Linked DNA regions of Homo sapiens: region 1 is linked to region 2. A link is a contact called in ENCODE Hi-C or POLR2A ChIA-PET data. All regions are on one chromosome and are shown on one strand. Each heading gives the region's core, a stretch centred on a gene start or an enhancer-like site at or near the end of the contact. The rest is flanking DNA. Distances are from core to core; before and after follow the strand shown. Region 1 overlaps CAST (calpastatin). Region 2 holds the start of RFESD (Rieske Fe-S domain containing).

Region 1 (6,356 bases), core at 398-2,897, 1.1 Mb before region 2:
GATGAGTAATCACATGGTTATAAAACAAATTTTCTGGCCAGGCATGGTGGCTCATGCCTGTAATCCCACCACTTTGGGAGGCCGAGGCAAGTGGATCACCTGAGCTCAGGAGTTCCAGACCAGCCTGGGCAACATGGTGAAACCCTGTCTCTACTAAAAATACAAACATTAGCTGTGTGCGGTGGTGCTTGCCTGTAATCCCAGCTACTCGGGAGGCTTCAGGCAGGATTATCGCTTGAACCTGGAAGGTGGAGGTTGCAGTGAGCTGAGATCACACCACTGCACTCCTGCCTGGGCAATAGTGAGACCCTGTCTCAAAAAAAAAAAAAAATTTTTTTCGCAAGATTCTTCTGCTGTAAGTCAGGTGGAAAAAGGCTCCTTTCCTTAGAGTGAAGGCAAACAATGTAGTTCCACTGCTGTGCTGTGGCCATCACAATCCCTGAGGGTGTCCTTCCTGCCAGTGTGGTTCTCAAATCATCTGCATCTGAAACTCCTGGGAATGCCTATTAAATATATGAAATCCTGGGCTCTTCCCCCACCCCGGCGAATCAGAATTTCTTGGCTTCAAACCTGAGAATCTGCATTTTAATCAGATTCTCTAGTTGATGTTTAGGTTATGGGTAGCCTAAACTACCCACATTCTGCACTATTCAGTCTCCTGGCTACTCAAAATGTGGTTGCCAAAGCAGCAGCAGCACATCCACTGGAAGCTTGTTAGAAAAGCAGAATCTCAGCCTCATCCTGGACTTCCTAAACCAGAATCTTCATTTTAATAAAACCCACACTGACTCATTATGTACATTAAAAGGTGAGAATTACTGCTCTGGATCTTATTTCTCAAGCCCTGGTTATTATTTGTACATTACTTATATAATATTTTTTAACCTGCCATAGATATATTATGTTTACTTAATTTAAAAGAAGTAGATTTACTTTAACCTTAAATTCAGCCTCACTATAAATGAAAATAGCCATGGGATTAGGAGTTGATGTGCTAGTTTACTTTTTATAGCACATTAAAATATAAGCATAATTATTAAAATAAAAACGCTTTCTTGTCTAACACACAGTCATCTCACAAACCACACGTGGTAGGAGGGTACTGTGGGCTGATGCTGGCACTGAATGTCAGCATACCCTCCACAGTACCTGAAGAGTTAACCCAAACCCTCACTCCTATTACAGATGAGAAAAGTAAGAACCTGGGAAGAGAGCTGTGTTGCCAAAGTCAGCACAGCTATTTATGGCAGACTCAGGACCCAAATCACGAAAGTATTTCTCTGATAGGTGCTTATTCCTTCATAGATCTCCTCCTGTCTAGGCTGGGAGGAAAGTTGTTTGCGCTTTCTTCTGTTTGAAAGGCCTAATGTTGCTGAATAACTTGTCATCTGTAGTTTTCCTATTCAATTAGGTAATTCTCCTGTTTTCCTTTGTCATGGATATCTGTCATTCAGCAGGAGGCCACATATTTGAAAAACCTCACCACATATTGATAATTTCCTGCCTTATCAGTCCATGCCTTCCCAAAGTAGGATCCAGAAGACTCACACCCCCAGATTCCCTTGGAGCAGGGTGAAGGCATGTGATTTACACTGGCCAATCAGATGTGCCAAACAAGAATGAGCTGGGAAGTGAGCAACGTGTGCAGGCTGCTGCCCACCAGGAAATCCATGTTATAATAGGGATTTTGAGTCTTCTGCATTGTCAGTGGCAGAGTTCTGGCACCCAGTCCTACATGTGACAGGAGCTGAGCTGTGGTGGCAGCAGGAGAAAGCCTCATAGTGTTACTGTGCATTAGTACTGCTGTAAGGCTTTAGATTTCTTCTGCTGTACTCTCCTGGATTTCTCTACCAGCTACCCCGTTCCTTAAGAAATTCCTTTTTGGCTTAGTCAGAGTGGGTTCTAATTGGAACTAACAACTTTAACCAGTACATCTTCTTAATAGCATGGTCTTCTACAGAGACATTCCTAATGCAATTTGAACCTCGGTTTCCTCACCTGAACAGTCAGGTTGGTGAAATAGAAGTTGTCTGACAAGTCTTCCAGAAATAAAATTGCATGACTGGTTATGGATCACAACTATTTTCATATAGGCTTTAGTAAGAGTCCGTATAATTTCCGCAGCCTCATCTTCACTACTGATTTACCAAAAATTAAATTTTAAGAACTAAATATTTTACACTAATTATTTTGAATTAGAAAAATTTACATCACTTAAGAGCATTAGATCTTTGAAACCTAAAACTGCATAGCAGAAGGGATATTATTTGAGGGCCCAATTCCTCATTTTGTAAGCATTCTCATAAAACAATTCTACAATATATAGAAACCATTCTCTAATACATAGCTTACACATATGCTTCAAATTAAGTACTTAATTTTTAAAACTTTAAAGTTTTCTTAATAATTGTAAAATTATCACTTATTTTGAATTTCAAATTAACTATTTCCAGAATCAAGAAAACTAGCACTAGTTCTCACTTCCAATTCTATCTACCACTCTGTCACGCCTTTTCAGAATGTGTTGGGAGAATATTATTTTGCCTGTGTGTGCCATGATAACTGTGTAATAAAAGGCTTCAAGTTATGCTATTACCCCCAGCTTTTCTAAATGATGCATGGGTATGTAATTCCTTAAGGGATAATGCTATGAGTTACAACCATTCCAATCTGGCATCAAAAGAAGAAATAAGCAATTACGTTTGTTCAACACCTTATAAAAGTAAAAAATATGAGAACGGAAGGGGTGAAGAATCAAACCCTGGAGAACTCACATTTAGGAAACTGGCAAAGGAAAGTGAGTCAGAAAAGCATGGTGAGAAAGAGAAACAGCAGACATAAGAATGGAAATGGGAGAGGATGGTGTTTTTAAAGCCAAAAAAAGAATTTCATGTTTGCTGTTAAATACTAAAGCAATAAACATATAGCTAAATCATCTCCACTTCCCAGTTATGCCCTGCCCCTCCCAGCTCTTAAGACAGAACAGGGTTTGTGGGGAGATGTTCAAATTCTTTATAACTATCCCATCTCAGAAAAATAGGGTAACTTCTACGTTAAAAAAAAGAAACATGGAAAGGGTCTGATTCTTATGATTACGTTCAAGAAAAAACTGGGTGTGGTTTTCCACAATGTACTAAACCTTCAAAAGTTTAGATAATAGCAAGTGTGGGAACATTTACAAATAACTCACTAAATCTCACTGGGTGGGTGTTTTGCTAATGAGGTGTATCATTTTTAGTGGCATAATTTAAGTGTATGCTAAATACAAGTCCTGATAACAATAAAAGTTAATCTTTTTTAGTTGAAGACTCTCTTTTATTTGGAGACCTGGAAATAACAGAATATGAAGATTAACATGATCAATCACAGGAGAGGTCCATTTTCCCAGCACCTGCTAAATGCCAGGGCCAGGCCTAAGTGTTAGTATTTATTTTCTTTCATTTAAGGCTCTCAACAGCCCTGACAAGAGAAGTCCAACCCTCATTTTACAGATGAAGAAACTGAAGCTCAGTGGGACTGGACAAATAATAGTGGCAAAGAGGAAATCCAAACTCATATTTGTTTGTGTAAGCAACTCTCTCACCCAGTGGCCATCAGTGAATGCTGTGGTGTCTCCAGCAGCAGTAAAGAATGGCTAACAAAGAGCAGACCTCAGTTTTGAATTTATGTTGGTTCCAAATGTTAATTAACTCCCTGTATTTACGATTCATGGTCTTTCAATGATTTTTATATTTTTATTGACTGGTAGCAGAGAGCTTTGAAAAGGTCTTTAAAAGGCACGGGTCTTAAAGTGGCATGGTATTTAGCGTTAGAGCTTCTCAGCTGATTATTGGTTTGGGCACCATCAGGGACTTGGAGAGCAGTCAGAACTCTGAGTGACACGAAAATACTAACTCTTCATTGAGCAAGTGACATCTATGAGAAAGTCTGACTTCCATAAGATAGCCACCAGTTTTAAAGAAAAAAAAAAGCTTACGTTAAATAGTTGTATAGATACTCCTGAAACATAGGTTGAGGTTTTAGATAATCTTGGACATACTAAAAGACCACAAAGTTGAAATGGGTTGAATGTAACAACTTTTTTTTTCTTTTTTTTGAGACAGGGTCTCACTTTGTTACAAGGCTGGAGTGCAGTGGCGCTATCTCGGCTCACTGCAACCTGTGCCTCCCGGGTTCAAGCCATTCTCCTGCCTCAGCCTCCCCAGTAGCTGGGACTACAGGTGCGCACCACCACACACCATGCCCAGCTAATTTTTGTATTTTTAGTAGAGATGGGGTTTCACCATCTTGGCCAGGCTGGTCTTGAACTTCTGACCTCGTGATCTGCCCACCGTGGACTCCCAAAACAATTTTATTTATCAAAAATTACTAGCTAACATTATAAAATTAGACTTTCTTTTTATTTTTGAGACAGAGTCTTGTTCTATTGCCCAGGCTGGAGTGCAGTGGCACTGTCACAGCTCACTGCAGCCTCGACCTCCCAGACTTAAGTGATCCTCCAACCTCAGCCATCTGAGTAGCTGGGACTATAGGCACGCATCACCAAGCCTGGCTAATTTTTAATTTTTTTTTTTTTAGGAGAGAAAGGGTCTTACTATGTTGCTCAAGCTGGTCATGAACTCCTGGGCTCAAGTGATCCTCCTGGTGATCCTCCTGCCTCAGCCTCCCAAAGTGCTGCGATTACAGGCATGAGCCACTGTGCCTGGCCATTTTCTTGCCTCGAAAGGTGAGGTTTCAGTGATTTTTATAAGTTGCAAAACTTTGAAGGGTTATATTACCAAAAATTGCTTAGATGGAGTTTATAAGACCCAGCATTGTCAAAGACCTCTTAACAGGAAACCTGGGTTCAAGCCCTATCTCCATCTTACTGGCGTTGTGAGCTTGTCAAGGTTACTTAACCTCCTTGAGCTCTGGTTTCCTCAGGTATAAAGGAATAAGAAGAAGATTGTGAGGGGATTACGTGATATAATTACATAAAGCACTAGCAGCACGCCTGGTGTGGTTAATGCCCATGAGGAGGATATGAATTATTTTCTAAAGTGGGAGCACTACGTTTTTACTCACAGTATGTTCAAAAGTTTAATATTATCTGCAGATAGTCATCATAATAATTAATATTTATTTAACGCTTATTATATGCCAAGAAGATTTATACAATAAATGGTTTTACTAGGTTTTAAATCATTCACATCATTATTAAGAAATTATATTCTCTCTTCTAGCACAGAAATGATACTTTGTTAAAAAACCTTCAGTGATATCTGGACACTGTTTGCCATTCCTACAGGCCCCACCCACTAATCATATCCCTGTAGAATACAGTAGGGGTCTTTTCGTGTTCAGGAAATCACTGACCTTGGTGGCCGAGGCTGTTCCACCAGCATAGGTTCTGGAGGATTGACTGCTGCCGAGGCTTGCTGCTTTTTTCTTGAAAATAGAAAATATTAGTTTCAATGGGGGAAAACACCTTACCAATGTAGTCAAATGCAAACTTACATATCAATACAAATATTTTCTCAAGCAAAAATCAGACTAATATTTGAAACACACCCAAAGTAAACATATGCTTTGAATTTTTCGTTACTTTGCCTGAAGATGATACAAATATTGAAATGAAGAGTAAGTTGAATAAGTCTCAATTGTTCAATATTCAGTGATTTTGGAGAACTGCAAAACTCACTGAGGCAGTTCTCATGTACTTCCAAAAACTTCACTCACCCTTACAGTGCCATAGAGAGTATACAATGTTACAATGTCTATGCAGGGTGATTTAGAAATATGTATCAAAGATGCTATTCTACTTGTAAAAATGTATCTTAGGGAAATAAGAGAAGAGAAAAAGTATTTTTCTACAAAGATACTGATCACAGTACTATAACCTAAAAAAGCTGAAAACAGTATCTATAATAATGAATGTTTATTAAGTACTATGGTGTGCCAGGTAATTATTAGAATAATAGAATTATAGATAGTAATAGGATAAAATGCTTCAAGAATAAAGCCTCTCAGAACGTTATTCTAAGTACTCTAAGTGTTTTAAATACCATGAGTAACAAGATAAACCAATATAAACCTAATACTATTGTTATCTCCACTTTATGGGTGAGGGGACTGAGGAACAGAAGGAATAAATTACTTGGCCATGGTGACAGTTAGTAAAAGGCAGGATATCTGCTCCAGACTCCAATCTCTTACCTACCTATACTGCATCCCATAATAGGGGGTTACGTTATGGGAGAGCCATAGGATGAAATATCATCTGGTTATTAAAAATCATGTCCTAGAAAAACACTTCATTAAATAAAAACATATTATTCATATTTTATACGAAGAAAAGTTAAATTATAAAATAGTAT
Region 2 (6,386 bases), core at 2,168-4,667:
TTTTAAAAATTATCTCACAATAAAAAAGCAAAAGTTTATTATTTTAAAGCAAAGGCAAAGAGGACCATGGCCATGATTTTCTGGGTTAGCTATGGCTGATAGGAGGCAAGAATACTATCTCTGAATGGTCATCTGGTTTTATTTGATTTTGGCAGGTACTCAAAGAACACAAATTGATCAGGTGGTAGTATTTGCCTTCAGAGTTGGGCATGCAGCCTTCATCACATTTTGTGACAGAACAGAGGGGTAATAAGAAAAATGGGAACAGACAAAGGAATGAACTGAAATAAGGGGAAATAGGCTAAAGAAAAAGAAAAGAAAGAAATGTGGAATTTGCAATACATATAACTGACAAACTCTTGAGATTCAGAATATGTGAAGAACTCCTATAGGCCAGTAAAAAAAGAACAAATAATCATAGAAAAATGGGCAAGACATGAACAAACATTTCACAAATAAAGAAATCTGAATGGCCAGTATATGTAAAGACACTCAATCTCATTAGTAGGAAAACGCAAAGGAAATGCAAAGCAAGGCCATTAATGTGATACTATTTTCTATCCACCAGGCTGACAAAAAATTATACCAAGTATTAGTGAAAATATGGAACTGCTAGTGATAACATAAATTAGTGCTACCACAATTTGGCATTACCTAGTAAAGTTAAACATAATAATAATCCCACTTTGGGTATATGCCACAGAAATGCACACAGGTACACCAGGAAACATACACAAGAATAGTTATAACAGCAAAAAACAAAAACAACACAAAACCCATCAACAGTAGAATGGAAAATGTGTATGTTCATTCAATGGAATGCTGTACAGCAGTGAAAAATGTATCTCTACATCAAGTTGGCTTAATTTCAAAAAACATAATTGCAAGTGAAAAATTTAAAAAGGAATTCAGAGTATGTTTCCGTTTTTATCACAAAAGTGGCAAAACCAAACAGTATATTATTCATGGATATATGTACTATAGGGTAAATATATCAAGAAAAGCAAGGGGATAATAAACATTTCTTAAATGTCTAAAAGTATTTACTTTTTTCTTATAATTAAAATTATTCTTTTCAAGATTTAAGTTGTATCCTAATGTATATTTATGTAGCAAATGACCCCAAACCCAAGAAAAATGGAACAAAATTGCCCTTTCTATCCTCAGAGAATGTGCCTGTGCATAGGTCATGAATTAACTATTTGAGAATTTTGTACAGCTAATTTCAAAACTTGGCACCAAAGGAGGAAATAAATGAATAGTTGTTTTCCTCCAGGCCAAAAAAAAAAAAAAAAAAAAAAGCACTACTATCAAAAAGTAACGAAATACAAGAGATGTAGTATAATATCAAAAGTTAATTATGTTTTCCCAACTCCCAAATAAATGAGAACCAAATACAGGTCTTTCTCAAATTTGAGTCACTACAAACTTACAGTTTTTGCAAGGTTTGCCTCCAACCCGACAAACTGGTGAACTTTTACGGGACTGATAAAAAAGGAGCAGAGAAGACTGGGGCTAAATGATAAAGGTTTCAGAGAACTATGATTATGGCTGTGCATTTTGCTTAGAAAAGTATAATTTTATATGTCAAATAATAGTTTCCTCTATGTATCTTAAATGGTACTATTTATACTATTTGAGGACTTTTTACATTTAACACCCATATTATTCTTACTATTGTGAATATCATGATCCATTCACACAATAGGGAAAGCCCACGTGTTCACCTTAATTATCGTTATTTTGATGAACTATTCATAAACTCCCAATATGTTTCGATTTTAAGTCTACTTTAAGATAATAGAATCTTAACTGAATGAAACAGAAAATTAAACAACTCATACAGTTTGACGGCTAGTTGAAAACATCCCCCTGAAAAACTTAGTCGTTGTGTTTCATGTTCTCTTCGAGAAAAATTTTTGGCCTGTCCCTAAAATTGGTTTCTAAAGGTGCTAACTCCATATAAAATTACAAATTAGCTAAATGGATACTCGGTCACTATTAGATTCCTTTCCAACAAAGGAAATAAATTCAAGTGGAATTTAAAAAAATATTTAGTGTAACTCAAATTTCCACAAGACACGGGAGATAAAAGAAACATGAAGTGAAACGTACTTACTTGTCACTCGTCTTGAACCATGACTAAGATGCTTTTACCAAGTGTGGAAACTTTGCCTACACATTATCAGAATGCTTATCTCAAGTATGACACCCTTGCTTTTACATGCAGGGAAGAGAAATGCCTTAGAGAGTAGTTTTGGTATCTCTCTGAATGGCAGAATAATAACAGATAAAACTAGCTGTCCTTTAGTAAATGCCTACTGCTTGGACCCTTTGAATATAATAGTTCATTAGTCTTCACAAAACCGCCAACGGGTAGGCATTAGTTTTATTCAGGTAGCACCCACGTTTTTATAAAAACATGAGGCTTGCAAGTAAACTATCCTGAAGACACAGAAACCTTTTAGCAAAGCAAATATGTATATTGGTGATATATATAGTATTGATATTTATATTTGTCACCAAAGATGGTCCTGAATTAAAAAAAAAAAGGAACGCTAATGTGCAACAGCTATGTTCACGAATGTTTACAATTGAACGCTTGCCCAATAATTTTATATAAAGTCACAGAGCTGCTCTGGAAATCAGCACCATCGTATGATGTTGAATTGTGATCACGAGTGAGCTAGACCTGGGTTTGCATCCCAGTTCTGCGTGATTTGGGGCAAGTTGCTTAACTTCGCTGTGCTGCAGTTTCTTTTACTTTAAGAAGGGCCCGCCACATAGGGGTGTGGGTAAAGCACATAAATGCTTTAACACATGTCAAATGTTTAGAGCAGGCCTAACCGCAGAAAACGCTCACAGCGCGTTAGCTGGCACCTCTAAGGTCCATCCAGCTCTGGCAGTTATCCTGCCTAACTTCAAGTTGTGTTTAACATTTCGGTAAAGACCGCCTGCAGTTCTGAGACTGCACGTGGCTGTCCAGGTGCTGCAAATTCTCGACACAGACTCCAGGAGGCGAGTATCTCCAGGACGGCCGGGGCTGCGGAAGCCCTGGAGCAGCTTCTATACTTTAGAGCTTTCATGGCACAAATGCCATGAAAGCTTGTTAAAAACGACCCGCGTACCCCCCTTAGGTGGCAGGTCTCAGGTGTGGCCCAAGTTTCAAGGTGAACAAGCTCGGTGAGTCTCCTGTGCCTGGGCGGAAGCCCGCCTTGGCGGGTTAACCGTTAACTAACGCTGAACCAAAACCCAAGAGGGCCTCAGGCCCCGCAGCGGCGCGGCCACAGCCGGAATGAGGAGTCCACGCCCGCAGCCCAGCCGGAAGCAGCTGGTCCCGCCAGCCCGCCCCCTGCGCGGCGAGAACAGAACTTACTGTCCCCGAGTCCTCGCTCCGCCTCCGCGTGACGCTACTGCACGAGCCAGAGCTCCAGACGTGCGCGGCGCCTCGACGGGGGCGGGGCGAGGCCGTCCACGTGACCCAAGAAGGCCCGCCCCCGGGACCGCCTCTATGGCATTGCCGGCAGATGACCCTGGTTGATAGAGATCTCTGGCCAACAGCGCCGCGCCAGCACCTTCAAACTGGCAGGCATACTCGTGTACTTGACAAATGTGGATAGCATCAGTTTACTTTTTAGTTGTTTGTTGATCTCATTACATTTATTCAAATTTTAGATGCGCCCAGCGACTTCATTCAGTTATTTACCCTATAAAAATATTTGCAGAAGGTCGTCGCGATGCTGGTAACCCATGTATAAGGATGTTAAGGCCGGGCGCGGTGGTTCACGCCTGTAATCCCAGTACTTTGGGAGGCCGAGGCGGGCGAATCACCTGAGGTCGGGAGTTTGAGACCAGCCTGACCAACATGGAGAAACCCCATCTCTACTAAAAATACAAAATTAGCCGGGCGTGGTGGCCCAGGCCTGTAATCGCAGGTACTCAGGAGGCTGAGGCAGGAGAATCGCTTTGAATCCAGGAGGCAGAGGTTGCGGTGAGCCGAGATCGCGCCGTTGCACTCCAGCCTGGACAACACGAGCGAAACTCCATCTCAAAAAAAAAAAAAATGTTTATTGCTGTGAAGTAGTGAAAATAGCTGAAGTGATAACACGGAGGAATGGTTCAATAAAACACAGCACAACAGTACAGACATGTGAATTACTTCGTAGCTGTGTACTGTATACTCAAAGGACAGGCCCATCATGTAATGAATATTAAAGGCAAAGCGTAGAATACTATATATGGTGTCCTCTCTTTAATGTAAACAATTATTTTTTGAAATACAAACATGCAGGTATGTACATAAACTTTTTCTCGAAAAATCAAAAGAAACAATAGTGGTTGCTTTGGGAGGAGATGGAGAGTTTTCACTTTCATATTATGAACTTTGCAATTTTGCTTTTTTCTCATTGTACTTCCCTGAATTGACAACAACAACAACAAAGAAAACCACCAAAACCCTCATATTTGTGTTCCGAGCTGGGAAACTAGATGAGCCTAAGTTTTTAATTTCCTTGACTACTTTCCAGTGCAGTGATTCTTAACCCTGGCTATGCCTTAGAGTCGCTTGGGAGTTTTGAAAAGTCGTAATGCCCAGTCTGTATGCCAGACCAACAAAATAAAACACAGATTATTTGGGGTGGGAAGGGAGTGGGCAGATTCAATGTATGTTTTTAACTTCCTGAGTGATTCCAGTGTGAACCCAAGGTTGAACACTACAACTTGTATTTAGTATGGTGACATAGTGATCTCAGGCTCTAGGGTGGCCCAATGAACTGGGGCAGCCGAAACCCAGGAACTTTGTCCATTTACCTCAGTGTGCTATATAAATGCCATTTTTTAAATGAGCCTCAACATGTAAGAAGTTGAATAGCTCAGAATAATTTGTTTCCAGTGCTAGTTTCTTCTGTTTTTTTTCTCTTCAATACAGTTTTATGGTGATCAATAATATTTTATTGGGTCATTTCCCTTTTGGCCATTTTTTTCACTGACCCAAACACAAATTAACTATCTAGTTTTGATGTATCAGTTATCAAAGATATAAAATATATTTTGATTTATTGTAATTTCCATTATCTGTTAGTCATCCCAAATGATTTTATTGGCACATGGAAGGTGTTAGTAGTCCCCAGCTTGTCATCGAAGGATTAAATAAGGTTTGCCATTTTAGAAATCCTTTTTTGCTTTGTCATATTCTGGGCATTAAAAAAGGACACATCTTAGATCCATCGACCTTAAATTTGATATTGAATAAACTGAAGACCTCAGTAGTTATACATGCATATACACACAAGTAGGATGAAAGAAGAGAAACTTTCTTTTATCTCTACCAAAAGTATTCATATGGTTAGTCATGTGATGTTTGGAAAGCTATAATGGAGGTCAGAATAAACTACCCTTCTCCACTTCCCAAGTGCACACACACACAAATGCACAAAACCATTCACACACAGGCATGCACATTAGGTAACAGCAAGAACCCATCCAGTCTATTTGGAAGTCATTATTGTTCAGAATAAAGTTCATAATTTCTACTGTTATTTTGCCTTTTTTTTTTCTTTAATAGAACAATGTTAGCAATGCTACCACTAAGTTTCACCTGTGGCCATCTTAGGGCAGGTACTACCTTTTCTTTCCTTCCTTCATTTGTTCTTTTAGCCTTTCCTTTTCCGCGCTTCTAACTTTGGCCTATTAGTGACACCTAGTGGTTCCTGTGGCCAGCTTTCCCCCTGATTTTGGCTCTCAATATCTTCATGTGTGGTTTCAACTGAAAGTTGTGAGCCTAGTCCCTCTGCCGTGAGCATCAGGCTGTTTCTAGGCAGACTTTTCAGGCACCAAGACTCCCCTCTTAGAGAAGTTAAAAACTTGCCTTCAATCCTAAGCCACAATCTGTCTTGACTGCTAGTGAAGGCACCTGTGTGCTGCTAGTTTCACTACAGGGAAGTTTGAAGGGTGTCCACCAATCTGGATTTCCTACTCCTTCACACCAGAAAAGGGTGATAATACTGCCCTTACTAGGCCCTGGAACTCAGATTACATGACAGTGAGTGTGGCTCTAAATACCACCTATGTGCTTATGACTCCTAAATGAATGTCTCCAGACATACGTTTGTTGGGGATGCCTACTTGACATTTCTATGGGGCTATTGTGGCAGAAACAGTGGTGTTCACCAGATATCCCATCAACTACCCCACATTTTCCAGCTCCACTTACAGTTTTTTGCGGCCACATGGCCAGTTTTGAACAATGGGCTGTAGACTGAAGCATAGAAAAGCTGAGATGAGACTTCTCCAGTTGCCTCTTTCTCTGTCATAAGAATTAACAACATTCTGGATGGTGGAGCCTCCACCAGCCTGGGTCCCTGAGTGACTATGCAGAACAGAGACTA

What was found. A loop is a pair of places that touch in the nucleus more often than their neighbours do. ChIA-PET counts read pairs that join two places held with the same protein, here RNA polymerase II (POLR2A). Pooled maps may share reads with other maps.
Region 1: a loop to region 2 is called in a map of gastrocnemius medialis, with 6 times the contacts of the local background. The contact joins the enhancer-like site here to the promoter of RFESD in region 2. A Hi-C loop is called at or near these places in 1 of 168 maps with a recorded cell type or tissue (gastrocnemius medialis) and 16 of 50 pooled maps. POLR2A ChIA-PET finds 5 or more read pairs at or near these places in 1 of 52 experiments (activated CD4-positive, alpha-beta memory T cell).

Annotation. Positions count from the first base shown.
Region 1 is chr5:96,694,907-96,701,262 of GRCh38, reverse strand. It overlaps CAST (calpastatin), which reads right to left. Exons shown (of 32, transcript NM_001750.7): 3 at 5,356-5,427. Among named protein-coding and RNA genes, the nearest start is that of CAST, 36 kb to the right of the region's middle. Within about 2 kb of position 1,647, at least 2 of the 41 ENCODE cell types and tissues checked have a DNase peak (open chromatin) inside an H3K27ac peak, as active enhancers do; they include gastrocnemius medialis, where a contact is called at or near this core.
Region 2 is chr5:95,643,808-95,650,193 of GRCh38, reverse strand. RFESD (Rieske Fe-S domain containing) reads right to left here and starts at 3,417. Exons shown (of 6, transcript NM_001131066.2): 1 at 3,377-3,417.